Regions from separate parts of the Mus musculus genome. Here region 1 is linked to region 2. A link is a loop called in an ENCODE intact Hi-C map of the cell type or tissue named here. Cell type or tissue: left cerebral cortex. All regions are shown on one strand.

Region 1 (8,000 bases), 53 kb after region 2:
TGATTCTGGAGTGTGTCAAGTTGACAATTAAAACTAACAACCCCCAGTTACATAGTGAGATTTTTGTTTTGTTTTTTTTTTTTAAACTCAACCAGATGAGAATCATGATGGGATTTGAAGGAATGGCTTGAGGAAAGATAAAGAGCCTCGGGGCCATGGGTCTGAACCTCGAAGTCCCGCAGGCTTTGTGAGAATCGTGACCTAGCTGAGGAGGTGTCTCCACTTTCTCCAAAGATCCTCTGTATCTATGTGAGCAAATTATAATCTAGGAAGTGCTTATTTATTGCTGGGGACTCTCAGGGATTCACATACAGATTTGTGTCCTCAGAGAGCTGGGCTTGGTGAAGCCCTTGTGCATTACCAAACGACCTGCAGGTCAGTATTACAAAAGTTTAACGTCCTAGTGATTTATTCCTCTGAGCAAGTCTCTCCATAGATGCCGGTGTTCTACTGCCCTAGACAAACGCTACAACCAGTCTACAGATCCCAAAAGCTTTACCCTGGCCTCTCTTAAAAACCTCGTTTTGAAAAAAATCTTCCTTTCCAGTATCGTCTCTGAGATTTGCTGATGCAGCCTACTTCCCCATCTTTGCTGAGGTCACAGTGTCTTCCCTTTTCAAGCCCAGTGCCACAAGGTTCATGCCCCTTCCTCTGATCACATGACCTTGCATGACCTTCCTCTGATCACATGACCTTGCATGACCTTCCTCTGATCACATGACCTTGCATGCCCTTCCTCTGATCACATGACCTCGGTCTTGCAGGAAGTCTAGAGTATACTTAGGAATGAAAGAGCCTGCACTCCCAATATGTTAAAGAATTGGGACCTACTGGTTCCCAGCTCCTAAGTAAGGATAGTTCCCTTCTTGCCACCTACCATGGAGTTCTTATCCCAGTAAAGTTTTGTTTATAAATTCTGAAGTTGGGGGGGGGGGAGTCTTAAACAAAACACTTTAGGACATTTTCAAAGAAATGGGGAAGTAGTATAGCGCACCTCTAGGTCCCAATGCTAAACTTAAACAAATGTTATCTCAGGACCAATCTTGTTTCCACCATATCCACACACAGTCTCGCCAGAGATTATTTGAAAGGTTCTCCTTGGAACCCTATTTCATCTATGAATAATTCAGTACATAATTCCTAAAGATAAGGCTTGTTTGTGTTGCTTTAAAAAGATAACAGATGTTCAAATAAAGACACTAAGCAGGGAGAGCGTACACAGTATTGGCTAGCCATTTATCTTTTACACAATAAATCGTAAACAATAATGGATTCATGTCAGTCTACAGATGCCCAGACTCACAGAATACGCACAGAGTAAACCCTAAGAGTTAAAGCACACTCTTAGCTGATCTTGATATGTTAATGTCGACCTTCTCATTGTAGCTCCTGGCAGGCCACAGGAGGCTTTGCCACTGTGAATGAAGAACCCTGGCAATCTCCCGACCCTCCCATCCTTCCAGTTTGTCTAGGAAGCTAAAACCACACCATTAAAAATCAGGGCCTGGCGCTGGGGAGAGAGAGGCACATTGGGTAAAGCGACTGTTGCGCACACATGAAGATCTGAGTTAGAGACCCAGAAACTCCATGCTAAGAAGCACTAGGAGGTGAAGGAAGATGTACTCCTGGGGTTCACTGGCCAGTTAGCCTACTCAAATCAGTGAGCTCAAGACCAGGAAGAGACTGTCAAAAAATCAAGGTAGACGACTCCTGAGGAATGGCACCACGGCTATCCTCTACATACATATGCACATACCCACAAACCAAAAAGGAAAAAAAAAAAGATAAGCACACAAAGACATACGCCCACCGCAATAAGATGAAGTCTTAAATTAAAAAATCATTGATCTTAATCATTGATCTTAAGTTTTCCCACAAAAGAACCTCAAGGCATTTTTCCATAGCTATCGGAAAAGCATGATAAACCCATCCTAATTTTGACAATAGCTCAGCATTAGGCACCGGGCACGTTTATTCGGATGAACTTGAACAATCCTCCTGAAGGGAGAACTGTAGCAGGTTCTACGATAAACCCTGGCCAGGGTCGTTCAGGATCAGAACAGCAGTTCTGTGTCCCCTCTTTGTCCCTGTGAAGCCCTGCTCTGGGTGGCACTGTCCTGGGTCTGCGGTTCAGTGCCCTATCAACAGCACCAAGGAAAGGAACTGGAGTTTGTCTTCTTGTGGCGTCAGGAGGCCTGAGTCAGGGTTTGTGAACAGCGGCTCGGGGAAGCAAGACTAAGATGTGGTGAACCAGCTACTTCTGGGAGTGACTGGGTTCTTCCCGAGAAACTGTGGAAAACGGGAGGTTAGCAAGCAGCAGCCAGCTGGTCACATGCGTCCATTACACTCTTTTATAAATAAAGTTTTATTGGAATACAGCCAGTCCCAGACTTTGCATACAGTGTGTGGCTGTTCTCACGGTGACATAACAGAGTTGAGCAGCTGGGATGGTGACTGGGAAGGTTGGGAGGTTGAAAGCTCTCAGGCCCCCAAGAGCAAGGGTTTGCCAACCTCAGACATAAACCTTAGAAGGGAAGAGAGGGAAAGCTGGATATTTATTCCCAACATTTGGGAAGCATCTGGAGATGTTAAATTCCTGGTGCTACTGAGGTATCCAGCAGGCAGGGGCTCCCAGAAAGCCCGGGCTGAGCAGAGAACACTGTGGAGATAAAAGACTGCTCCTGTACCTAGCCTACTCCCCACCCCACCCCACACCCCCAAAAAAACCAACAACAGCTGTCAGGTAGTCTTGGCTACAATGCCTGAGGGCCTTAGAAGCCTCAGAAGCCTCGTCTATAACAAAGATAATAACACCTCGTACAGACACTAGGGTAGGAATTATACCAGAAAATACACACCGGCTTTATAGCAAGTGCCTCACACAGGAGAACAAATATTATCTACTATTTTGCTAACAGTCTTCCTAAACACTAGTAATTAGGAAACACTATCATGGAGACCTATGGTCTCCATCTGAATACTTTATACAAGGGAAAAAATATATTGCCAAAGTCCTCACTCATTTTCTTAATTACAAAGTAAATAGCCTTCTGCTTGCACGCATTTGTGCCTGCAATGTGGACCCTCTCACAAATGGCCATCACTTTTTTAAGTAAAACTGATTGAGAGCTGAATCTGGTGGCACAGGGCCTTGAATCGCAGCACTTGCATTTGGAAAAGTGGGGACGGTAAAGTGGGGCTATAGCTGGTAGAAGGCGTACCTCACACATGTAAGGCCCTGGGTTCCAAACCTGCACTGACATCCCCACACAAAGCAAAATTAAAAAGCTGAGAATAGCAGTGTTATTCATAACAGTGGGAAAACAGAAACTTCTTCAGGGACAGTTAACTGATAATCAGATCAATCAATCAAATTCCACGTTAACACAACGTCATCATTCAGTGCCAAAAACTAACAGGTTAGCATTGCATGCCTTACATGGACAATCTTGAAAACGTCCTGAGAAACAAAACAAAACACAACACAACAAAACAAAAACCGCTAGGCACAGAGGCCATGTGGAGAGGATTCCCTTTATATGAAGTGTCCAGAAGAGGCAAGCATATACGGACCGCAAAGTGAGTGCCTGACTAGGGTAAAGGAAGGGAGGGAACTTCAGGGTGACAGGGTTTCATTAAGGGAAGCTAAAATGTTACGAAAATACATTGTCAAAAGTTGCACAGCCCTGGGAATGTATAATAACCAAAAGTTACTGGGTGTACTCTTAGCTGAGTGAGTTTTGTTGCCTGGGAATTAACAACTGAATAAGGAAAATCAAATTCTTTTTCTTTGCTTTTTGAGACAGAGGTTCACTGTCTAGCTTTGGCTATCCTGGAATTTGTTCTGTAGACCAGGCTGACCTCCAAGTCACAAGTGCTGAGATTAAAGGCATGAACCACCACCATCAAAAGCCCAATTCACATGTTTAACAGTTCTCATGAAGGGTCACAAAATTCTTGGGTGCTACCACTGCCCCCTAGAGGTTGTTCTGAAACACTGCACTGTTAGGTCTCTTGGCTGGTTTAGGTGGCTAGTCAGATATGCTCTACCTAGAGCCAACAACATGTTAACCACACCTCTGGGCTGCTGTGTAGTACTAGGGATGTTATTTAACCTCTCTGAGCTTCAGTTTCCTCGTCTGTAACAGAGATAGTAACAAGCAGCGTCTAGTTATTAATGCGTATGACCTGGCATTTATTGAACACGTAACAAGTCTTATTCTTTTTTGTAACTTTCGACATTTTTACAATAAGCTCACCTATGTCCTGTGTAAAGCTTCCCATGTTTCGATATATGAACGTACCTGTGACACCAATACATTTCCATTACACCTCAAATTGTAATCCTCCCCTCTCTCTAGGCAACCACTGCGCTGTTCTTGCCACTGATGGGACGTGGCATTTTCTAGAGCTTTATATCTTTATATCTTTATATGGAATTATGTACTGTATACTTCTTTTGGGAAGGTCTACACTGCCACACTCAGCAGAATGATCCTGGGATCACCCCCAAACCAGACAGACAGACAGACACACACACACACAAATATATAAACACACAAACACTACACATACGGACACAAACACACTACATACACATTCACACTCTAACTACATACATCCACATGCACATAAACACTATACACACAGCTATACAAACATACATGTACACACACAGACACACACACACACAAACACTAAACACACACAGGTAAAAACACAAACACTACATACATAGACACAAACACACACAAATATATAAACACACAAACATTATACATACAGACACACTGTACACAAACACTATATACACAGATATAAACACACACAAAAGTATAATGATTTTATTTGTCACAGAGCATTCTCTTCACCATTCATGAGCGTCCGGGTTGTCTTCAGGTTCTAAGTGACTTTCCAGTTCCTGTAAGACCTTGTGTGAACACAGACTTTCATTTCTTCTGCGTTCATAGCAAAGAGCCAAGACTTACGGCTTTCTGGGAATTTTGCAAAGCCCAGCGAAGGGCATGGCTTCTGTCCACCGGTAGAGAGAACTGGTGTCAGCACTGACTGGACTCCATGCCCACCTTACCGCTCCCCCAGACACCACTGTCACCCTATCTGCTTGACCTCAGCACCTACATTCAACTTCCTCTTCCTGCAACAGACACCTCTAATTCTTTTCCTTTGACTCCTACTGACCTTTCCATACCCTGGCCATGGTCTTAGCCTCTCTCTGAGACAGGATAAAATCAGTCATTTCCTGTGTAGACAAATTAAAGACATTGTTTCAATAGTCACATGATACAAGCTTCCGAGCCTTTCTTCCCTCCTATGACTGTTTGGATAACCATCAAGATACAGAGGTAAGAAAAACAATGTAACTGCGATTAAAACACCAGAGGTGATTGCTTCCATTGATGTCTACTTTGATACTGAAACTAGTATACTCTTTAAAATGGCCAGAGTACAAGCAAAATATTGACTCTCATCTCAGTTATACATGCTATAAGACAATAGTTTTGTGTATTATCAACACTCAAACATCTGTGTGTTCAAATGAATCACAGCTAACTTTTATTTTGAATGTGACTCCAAACTAAAATTTTTCTCAATTCATCTATTTTAAAATTACTAACCCAGAGTAGGGCCTGGTGGTATAAGCCAACTATCCCAGAGACTGGAGCAGCAAATCCCAGACTGAGCAAGGAAGTGAAAACCCATCTCAAAATAAAAGCAAAGAAATAGATGAGAGTGTAATTCAATGGTAGATGGTTTGCCTAGTATGTGCAAGGTCCTAGGTTCAAGCCTCAAAACAGCAAAAACAAGCTCTATAAAGAGATAAAAAAAATCTAGCCATTATCTGTTCATTAGATTATATAAAAAAGATTTAATATGATTCAGGTGTGGTGAAAGAAAGAAAGAAAGAAAGAAAGAAAGAAAGAAAGAAAGAAAGAAAGAGAGAGAGAACGAGAGAACGAGAGAAAGAAAGAAAGAAAGAAAGAAAGAAAGAAAGAAAGAAAGAAAGAAAGAAAGAAAGAAAGAAAGAAAGAAAGAAAGAATATCTCTCACAGCTGGGCAGTGGTGGCACACACCATTAACTCCAGCACAGGCAGAGGAAGGCCAATCTCTGAGTTCAAGACTAGCCTAGTCTACAGAGCTAGTTCCAGAACATCCAGGGATACACAAAGAAATCCTGTCTCAAGAAAACAGAACAAAACAAAACAAAATGTCTGTTATTTCAGAAGTATATAAAATGGAAGTGCTGCCCTTTTAGATATGCATAGAACATTGATTTTAGCCATAACAGCTTCCTACAGGACTCCTATATGTCCTACATAAACACACAGCACATAAGGCTTGGTTTAATGTAGAAATTCTGTGGAGGGGTTATTTAGTAGAACAAAGCATATGGGACCATTAAAAAACTCATGTATAGCATCTTCTACAGGCAGAAACCCAAGTGAAGATTCACAGTGCCAAGGAGGTTACAGAGGTGTCCTCAAGTTCTTGGGAGGTCACTGTGGGTACTGACAGATCTGAGGTCCTACTTTTGGAACTATCTCAGTTACTGAGTCAGGTTCAGCCACCTGATAACCACAAGTGCAATGACCTAATCTCATTTAAGTCCATCATTCATTTATTGCTGAGCACAGCCTCCAGGGCACCAGAGTCAGCCACCCACCAACACAACAAAGAAAATGAGCAGGTGGCCACCGGGAACTAACTTTTCAGGCAGTCAGGTGATGGCAGGTTAGGTCTAGAAGTTTACTTAAGCAGAAACTACCCAGAAAAAAAAATACATTTGGATAATTTCCTAGCAGAACTCTTCACATAGTTTATTCTGTGAAGGATTTCTGTGTAGGATGCTGTTCTCTTGGGTCACTAACATCTGACAAAGATAAAGCACAGTGGATACTTCCCTTCTATCAGAACCTATCTTGGCTTCCCCATAAATTGATAGACAGGGTCCCACCTTGATCAGTCTCAGACAGGTAATACCCAGGGCTTCTTAATATCACACACACGAAGCACCAGCATTGAGAGCCAGTGTGCTCCCTGCTTGTGGGACATCTGTGATTCCCTCTGAGTTACCAATCATCCCCACAACGGCACCTGGGCAAGCCTTGAGACTCTAACCAGCCATTTTATTCCCAAGTAAAAACACCAGAGCGCTCGCTTCATATACAAAGGGCAAGCATACCGTAACTGCTACGTCTAGCCCTGTATGACTCAAGAGATAATTCTTATCCAAGAAGCATCTAATAGACATGTGGATGAACTGTTACCAACGTATCATAATGGTTCTTTTTAGAATGGAATAGGACTAGGAATTGTGGACTCAACATTTCCTAATTTTTATGCCCGTCTGAGTTGATGGAAATCTTTATTCTAAGCAGTCCCCATAGTTCAAGTTTGTGAGGTCATTCAGTCTTAAATGGCTGTTCTAAAACAGGTGGAGGCCTGCCCGGTCCATTGATAAGTGCGAGGACTCACTTTCAGCAGCTCTCTAGCCACAGATGGATGCCTGAACTCATCTCACCCATCAGATATTCCTGTCTGAGGCTGCTACTCTCCCAGGGTAATGTCAAGTCACAGGGTTAATGAGAGCTGAAACACAAGAAGGGCCATGGAGCTGTAGCTAATGCCCAGCAGCTGCAGTGCCAGGGCAGCGGTGTCTGATAGCAAAGCCAGGGTGGTGCCCTTGCCAGGGTATCCCTGTGATGTAACCACGTCTGTGGTTTCTCCTGCCTGATGCCGACCCTTCATGGCTTGGTCAGACCGGCTTTGCACACGTCATGGTGACTCTGTGAAAAACCCTAGGATTCTTCTAAATGATTCTCTTTTCTACCTTTGTTGGTTAGTGTTGGTTTTTGGAGCTAAAGAATTTTTACATACAATTTGTTCATTCATTCATTCATTCATTCACTCATACAAGGAAGTTATGTGTTAACTGTTATGTGTTAAGGACAGTTCTAAGTGTGTGGGTCATTCAGGGAGCA
Region 2 (8,000 bases):
GTGTGTTGGTTTCTGCAGATTCAGTCCCTCCTTGGGATCCACAAGTTAGCAGTCACATCCTCGGGGCACTCTTAACGCTCAAGCTCCTCTTCCAAGCTCTTTACCCTTGGATCTGGACTACAGTCAGAGGTACAAACCAAAAGGGACTGCACCCTTAATGAAGATGTCCAAACCATGCATTCTGTAGTTCAGACTGTAGGTTTGTACAGAGCAGTTTTTGCTTAGTATTTCTGAGGTATCCTTCAGGCAAGCAGGACTGACAAGGTGCACAGAACTCAAGGGTAGTAGCCACCATCACTGAGACAGCAGCACACTTCTCAAGTGGCCCAGACTCTGGGTTGTCCTAGGGAGGCACCCACTCAGCATCGCCCTTACTCGACAACAGTAACTGCATCCCCACATTGTGTACATTTCATCCTAGCACTCTTCTGTTTTCATCTATATGATGAAGAGGATCATCATTTTTTTTAAACTCTCTCAGCTGAGCAGCATTCTTATTTGGATATAGCTAGGTTATAAGGAACAAATGACAATTTAAAGTCAGATGTGAGCCTGGGGGTCTTCTCACATCTAGTCCACCACTCTGTCCCATGTCAGGCATGCACTCCTGCCTACCTGAGGCTGTGTACCTCTGTCTACCTGAGGCCTCTCACCCCTGCCTACCTGAGGCCTCTCACCCCTGCCTACCTGAGGCCTCTCACCCCTGCCTACCTGAGGCCTCTCACCCCTGCCTACCTGAGGCCTTGCACCCCTGTCTACCTGAGGCCTCTCACCCCTGCCTACCTGAGGCCTTGCACCCCTGTCTACCTGAGGCCTCTCACCCCTGCCTACCTGAGGCCTCTCACCCCTGTCTACCTGAGGCCTTGCACCCTTGTTTCCCTGAGGCCTTACACCCTTATCTACCTGAGGCCTTGCACCTCTGTCCACCTCTCTTCAACCCTACTGTCTTCATATTCTAAGCTCCCTACCTCTCACCTGGACTATGACAATGGCTTCTTAGCCCTCTGTTCATTTTCCTTCCCTATGTATTTCTTTGCTCTACAGCCAGAACTATTTAATGCCATACTTTAAATCTTTCAGTGACTGTCCAATTTTTTTGACTAAAAACAAAATTCTGAGCGTGAGCTATAAGGTTGTGAAGAATGGAGCCTGACTAAGCACTGTAGCCCCGTCCCCAGTCACTTTCCCAATTTCTGTAGTCTGTCGACCGTCTCACTAAGGATCTACCTGAGAATCCTGGGTCACCAAGGTCTAGGCCCTGGTGACTATGGCGGCAAACAACAGACGGAGGTCTCCAGCCTCATGGAGACTGAAATTCCAGGGATCACAGGAACACAAAGTTCTTTATTTGTTTACTTGTAATTAAGCTTAGAGCCAGGGCTGTGAGTGCTATTGGTCTCTGAGGCGACTACTTCCCGTGTCACATCTGTACCTCAGGAGAGACCTGAAGGAAGGAAGTAAAGCCAGGGCGGCTGAGGGGCTGCCAGGCAGAGCAGTGGAGCAGTGTCTTCAGGAATCTGCAGTGCAGCTCCTTCCCACCCTTCTCCCATCTCACCTGCTGCTCTCTGAGCCCAGGAGACCCCGCCTATCGGCCACAGGGAACCTCTGCCTGGGGAGAATCACATCCTCGAAGATGCCTCTCCTGAGTCCCCAGGCGTTTCCACAGCGTCCACTACTTCTCCGTAGTGTCTGTCAACTTAATCGTAATTACTGGTGCGTCAGGTGCCTGTCTGCATTGCTGGAATCTGCATTCTGTGTGGGCTGAGTCTATTTGCAGATGCATTTCTAGCAGATTGTAGCCACTTAGATGCACTGAGCAGCTTTCTCAACAACACTGCAGTGTCTGGGGAAGAGCACACAGATCACCGTGTGCAGCCCAAGTGCTACAGCCACCCAGCATCCTTAGTGTACTAGGTAGAGTACCCTGACACAGCATCTGGACTTCTTAAAGATTAATTTATTATATTTTAACTGTGTGTGTGTGTGTGTGTGTGTGTGTGTGTATACACGCACGTGCATGCGCACATGGATGCATGTGAAATTATAAGCAGTTGCAAGCTGCCTGATGTGGGTGCTGGGAACCAAACTCCTCTGTAAAGGCAGTATGTGCTCTTAGAGGCTGAGCCATCTCTCCAGATCCAAGCATCTGGACTTTTAAAGCCGGCTCTATCCACACCACACTAACCTGTGTCAGCTTCCCTAGTCCTGGGCCATTTCACTGCCTTAGCTTAAGCACAGTAAGGCTATACACTACATCTAAGGCAGCTTTGGTCACTTCCTTTATAGGCGACAGACAGCTCACTTTCCTGTCAACTCACACCCAGGAAAATCACCCATCCGGAAAACCACAAGCCAGCATGCAACCCCTTAGCTGACTGAGTATGGCTTATCCATTCCTTTCCTTCCCTGTGGTTATCAGTTTAACAATTTTCTGTTTAAAAAACAAAACAAACAACAAACAACAAAGCAACTAGTCTAGGATTTTAGTTTGGTTATAAGTTTTAAATATCAGGTTATTTAAAAAAATCCAGTTACCTGGGATAGCATTGGAAAAGTAAATGAAATAAATACCTAATTTAAAAAAATCCTGTTACCTTGATTAACAATGGGTGTTTTATAAATTAATATTTCCCACTTAAAATTGTGTTGAAACATATTGCTCTAACATCCCTCTTGAACCTCTTTTATATAACTATATTCTGCAGTGAAAGGGTGTCTACAAACATGGATGTGTAAGACAGATTTTTCAGACCTCAAGCTGCAAAAAACCGACAGATTTTACCGTGAACAGCATAGTTCGGTTCTCCTCCATGTCTGTGGGCTGAACCACATTGTGCCCACCGATGAGGTGGTTCTCTATGTCATTGTCAAAGGAGCTAAAGGTGCTACTGCGGAGGCTAGCGTCCTGGAACTCCTTCCTGAAGGCCAGCGAGCGCAGTCCAGGCTGTGAGAAGGATTTGCGCATGGGCCTGGGGCCAGGCGCTGATGGCTGCCCGGTGGGCGCTTCCCAGTCCGTTCTGCGACCACAGCTCACATGGTTGAACTTCTCGATACACTCGTCAATCAGTGCGGGTGGGGCCTTCTTGTGAGCCACAGTCACCCGGCCACAGAAGAGCACCTCGAACTTTTTGGCGAAGGTATCGTCGAACTCGGAGGGGCAACGCAGCTCTTCCTGGCGGGCAATCTTCCCGGCCTGCCGGATGGAGCTGATGATCTCAGGCACCTGTGCAAAAGAGGGTGTGGTTAGAGACACCTGGCAGCAGTGGGACCAAATACCAAGGTCACAACTCAGAACCACAGCTTGAGGAGCAGGGACCCTGGCTGATGGAGGGGCTGGGCTGTACTGGCTCACAGATCACAGCACTCTCTAAGGTTAAACGACAAGTCCCAGGGTGGCCTTGCATTGTAACCCCTAAGGTCCTCAGGGCATCTCCACTGGGCTTTGTCTCTGATACTGTTACCTAAACATACTAGCTCACTCTGAAGAGTCTAGTGTCCTTAGAAAAGCCTTCCTCAGTATGTGGTGAGGCGAAAGGCTCTTACGCTTATTGAAATTACGGCACCGTTGTTCTTTTAATTGGCAACTAACAAGTTATGACTTGATCCTGTATTTCCTAATGTGGATTGATAAAGGACGGAGAACCCATGCCTCCTGCCACAGTAAACCACTGAGGCTTCTCACAAACAGCTTTGCTTTCCCATCGTAAACATCTCAGAGGAGAGGCTCTCCCACCCTTCGGCATCCCTGCCACTCCATCTTGTCCACTTATGCTAGGTTCTCCTCAGCAGCTTCAGATGTAAGAGGGGTGCGACACCACAGGGAATCAACCCAAGCCAAGTGACCAGCAGCCACAGCACTTGTGGGACGTCATGGTTTGCAAGAACCCTGGACTTGTTGCCATGGGCTTAATCTTCTGGCTGCTGGGACAGTTTCTGCTTTGACTGGACACATGTATTTGGACCAGTATTTCCCAGTATTTTTTCTGTGTCTAAGACTTCTGGCTGAAGCCCAAACACCTATAGGCCCTTGTTTATTTAACATCCTAACCAGAAAATTCCAATCCCTTTTTCCAATTCAGGTAAAAATTCCAACCAGTGTGCACTGTAAAGAAAGATGACTCCAGTTCATTTGAAAGCAAGCTTGTGTTCTGTGCCATGACATAACTCTCAAAAACCCGCTGAAGAGTCAAAGTTATATTTAGAGACACATTTTTAAAATATGATTCCAAGTCTGGAGAGTTGGCTCAGCAGGTAAAGACACTTAATGCTCTTTCAGAAAACCAGGGTTCAATTCCCAGCAGCATCATGGTGGCTGACCACCATCTATATATAACTCTCTTCTGGTCTCCTTGGGTACTGCATGCATGAAGTACACAAAAATATGTGTAGGAAACACACACACACACACACACACACAATCTTTAAAAAAAAAAAGTGATTCCCGAAGCACAGATTTAATATTTAAAAGCTGTATTTTTAGCTGGTCACAATGGCAGAGGCCTTTAATCCCAGCACTGCAGAGAAAGACACAGGTGGATCTCTGTAACTTTTAGGCCAGCCTCATCTACATAGACTGCAGAACAACCAGGACTACACAGAGGGACTGCCTCCAAAGCAAACAAACAAACAAATGGCTAGATTTTAAAAATAGGGTACAAGTGCAGGAGGCACTGGGTACATTCTTTGGTGTGCCCTGGAGGTCAGAGGACAACCTGTGGCCTCAGTTCTTTCTCTCCGTCATGTGACCCAGGGACAGAACTCAAGCCCTTAGCTTTGTCAGCACGCGTCCACACCAGCTGAGCCATCCTGACAGTCCGAGGCTGAGGTTTTGCCTGGTAATCCTGTCTGCATTGAGGACTTTACATGCTCCTGCTATAGCTCATTCCATACTGCAAATCAGTGTGTACATCGTGTGGCAGCCTAGAAAAGGCTACGGAGAGAAGATATCACAGAGAAAAGAAACAGCGGGAAGTCTACGCTACAGCTACAACTTTGCTAATGATTCACAGGATCAAAGCAAAAAACAAAAGCCATGGCTTCTCTCTGGGGAAGAGAGGCTTGTAAGATCAGAAGCACCGAAGATTTCCTAGGAAAAAGTTGGTTCTGCACGGTAAGAATGGTGTTCCTTCAAATCAAAATTGCCGACTTAGACTTTGGAAGTGTTACCACTTTCTTAGTGATGGTGTGAGACTATTTTATAGGAGTCAAATGTTTCCCAATTATTAACTGTTCTTTCTGAGCAGAAAAATGCAGCTTATTCCATCTTCTGAAGTCTGCAAAAATATCCAATTTTTCCATACATTACACCTTCCAATACCTCAAGAGAGCAATGATGTTTTCATTGTGTTTCAAAGAGGGGGAAAGTGTATTAGCCAGATGAACTAATAGCAACTCGGCAATGAATGGAACAGATTCAGACCAAGGCACTCAAGTGGCCCCTTCATTCCGGACTCAGAAGGAGCTGACGGGCACACCACACCCTGGTCAGAGTTCAGGCTGCCATTGTTTCCTAACTACAGATTTCTCCAGTGCTTTGATTAGAATAAAAAACAGATAGACTTCATTCAAAGACCAAGGCCCATCTTTCCTTGCTCTGGTGGGCCTCACTATTTAGACATCAATTTACTCTCAAGCCTCCTGCCACTCAACACCAGGAAGGTAGTACATTGGGAGTAAAGTAGACCAGCTAGGAGACCAGCTCCTGCAGGAGAAGGGGTTGGGGGGAGATGGGGGTGGGGTGCGGGGAGGGGTGCAACAGAAGGGAACAAAAGGGTCCTGGAAGACTGAAGGGACTAGAGAAGAGCACACAGTGAGGCAGGATGGAGGCAAGGCAAGGGTGAAGCAAAGATGTCTTAAAGGCAGGGAGACCAGTCACATGAAAGTAGGCCGGTTGGAGCTTGAAGCTCACAGATACGTACAAGGAGAGTTGTCAATATTAAGCCCACAATAAACACAACCAAAAACCAGCCTGTATGGGTTATAGGGACATACATATACATCAAGTGACAATGACTCCTGCCAAAACAAACAAAGACCTTTTCGGGGCAAATGAACTGGAGAATTATTCCCTCTGATAAGATCTGGTACTTTTAATGAAAATCTTGCCTAGTGCGGTCAGAGGGCTAAGAGCTACGTCATTCCTGTTTGCAGATAAGCCGATAAAGCAAATCCAAACTAACAGAGCCGAGGAAAGGAGCTGAAAATGTTTCCCTGGAATAAATAAATCTAATAAGGATTTGGGTTTGGTTAAAGTTTCTGATACTATGGGAACCACAACAAAAATGTTAGGTAATTAAGATCAATTGTCCCAAATTAAGCAGGCCTGTTTAGGTGTAGAGAATCCTCATACTAATGGCTGCAAGTAAAGGCAGGTTTTGGGGCAGGCGCAAGTCAGTACTATTTCATAGAGAGGGAAAACGATATTCAAGAATCAGCGATAAATCTGTAAATAAAGCCCTTATTCAAGCACTTGGGTCGGCTTTGGAAGGATTTGGGGATTTTAAGGGATTATAAGCACACTGTAACTGTAATTTTATTCACAAAGATTTAGGAAGGCATTTCTGAAATAATCTTTAGAATATAAAGAAAAGTCACTTGTATTCTGCATTTACAGGTTTGCTGGCTGTTAACATATAACTATTTAACAACTCTTTGAAAATCTAAAGTCTCCAGCGTCTGCTTCCTGTCCGAGGCCTGCAGTGACCAGTGAAGACGGTCCCCTCCTCTCTTAGCCAAAGAACCCTACAAAATCATGAAAGTCAAGAGGTTCAAACCTCTGTGTTCACTTTATGAACACTCACAAAACTACCCAGGCTATGAATGGTATATATGTCCAAAAAGCTACCAAGTAACTGAACAAAGTCACTTTAAAGAAGCAATGTGTCAAGCCGGGGGGTGTGGTGGCACACGCCTTTAATCCCAGCACTCGGGAGGGAGAGGCAGGCGGATTTCTGAGTTCAAGGCCAGCCTGGTCTACAGAGTGAGTTCCAGGATAGCCAGGGCTACACAGAGAAACCCTGTCTCGAAAAACCAAAAAAAAAAAAAAAAAAAAAAAAAAAAAGAAGAAGAAGAAGCAATGTGTCATTCCAGTGGGATAACAGCAGGTGCGCTCAGTGGGGCTGGTCACAGGGTTGCCGAATTTCTGCTGTACGCGCCTAAGTAAGTACTGCTGGCCTGAAGGATTTACTTGAAGTGAACAGGCACCTGAGACACTCCGATGAACTCAGAGCCCAGGGACAGAGTAACCCACACGCGAGTTGCCCTGCCACAGAGATGGTCCTCCCTGGAAAGGAATAAACTCCTCCAAAGCTAGAAGAGGAGGCTGCACAGAAGGAAGAGACAAAGACACCCCAGAAGAAACAAAAACTTACACCACTGAAGTAAATCCAGCATAAAATAAGCGCAGCTAAAAGTTAGTTAAAAAAAAAAAAAAAAAAGGGCTGGTGAGATGGCTCAGTGTGTAAGAGCACCCGACTGCTCTTCCGAAGGTCAGGAGTTCAAATCCCAGCAACCACATGGTGGCTCACAACCATCCGTAACGAGATCTGACTCCCTCTTCTGGAGTGTCTGAAGACAGCTACAGTGTATTACATATAATAAATAAATAAATCTTAAAAAAAAAAAAGAAAACAAATCATTTAAAAAAAAAAAGCCATTACTGCTCTATTTAAAACAATAATGTCTTTCCCAATTACATAACAGGGAAACCACTTTGAAACTGCAAAAAAGGGGGCAGGAAATAAAGCTTTGTCCCTCAGAGGAAATGTTTCATATTGTTAAAAAAATAGAATAGAAAATAGTCTGCTGATAATAAGAATTAGTTTAGTGATTGTTTGTTGATCATAAGGGAGAATCTACATTAAATCTACATTAAATCAAGTTTTTCCTCACCACACCCTCTATGTCTTTAATTTCAAATAAAACTCTTCTCAGTTCTCAATATATTATTTAACAGGGAAAACCAAAACCAGCCACCACTCTCCATACATAACAAACATGAC

The links. Hi-C counts contacts between places; a loop is a spot of excess contacts. Peaks named below come from ENCODE experiments on the same cell type or tissue, not always from the same donor. Only the 100,000 strongest peaks of a DNase experiment are listed, where the experiment ranks them.
Region 1: it touches region 2 in a loop (3-fold over the local background); 25 of 42 quality-filtered maps call a loop at or near these places.

The regions. Positions count from the first base shown.
Region 1 is chr5:64,198,481-64,206,480 of GRCm38, reverse strand. The region is part of intron 2 of Tbc1d1 (TBC1 domain family, member 1); the gene reads right to left. Among named protein-coding and RNA genes, the nearest start is that of Tbc1d1, 42 kb to the right of the region's middle. In left cerebral cortex, a CTCF peak has its summit at 3,993 (motif pointing left); a DNase peak (open chromatin) is centred at 3,997.
Region 2 is chr5:64,251,938-64,259,937 of GRCm38, reverse strand. Tbc1d1 (TBC1 domain family, member 1) reads right to left here. Exons shown (of 22, transcript NM_001310611.1): 3 at 2,783-3,223. It overlaps Gm38634 (a long non-coding RNA gene), which reads right to left and starts at 2,775. Exons shown (of 2, transcript XR_001784863.1): 1 at 1,556-2,775; 2 at 462-1,444. In left cerebral cortex, a CTCF peak has its summit at 4,349; no DNase peak of the experiment used is centred here.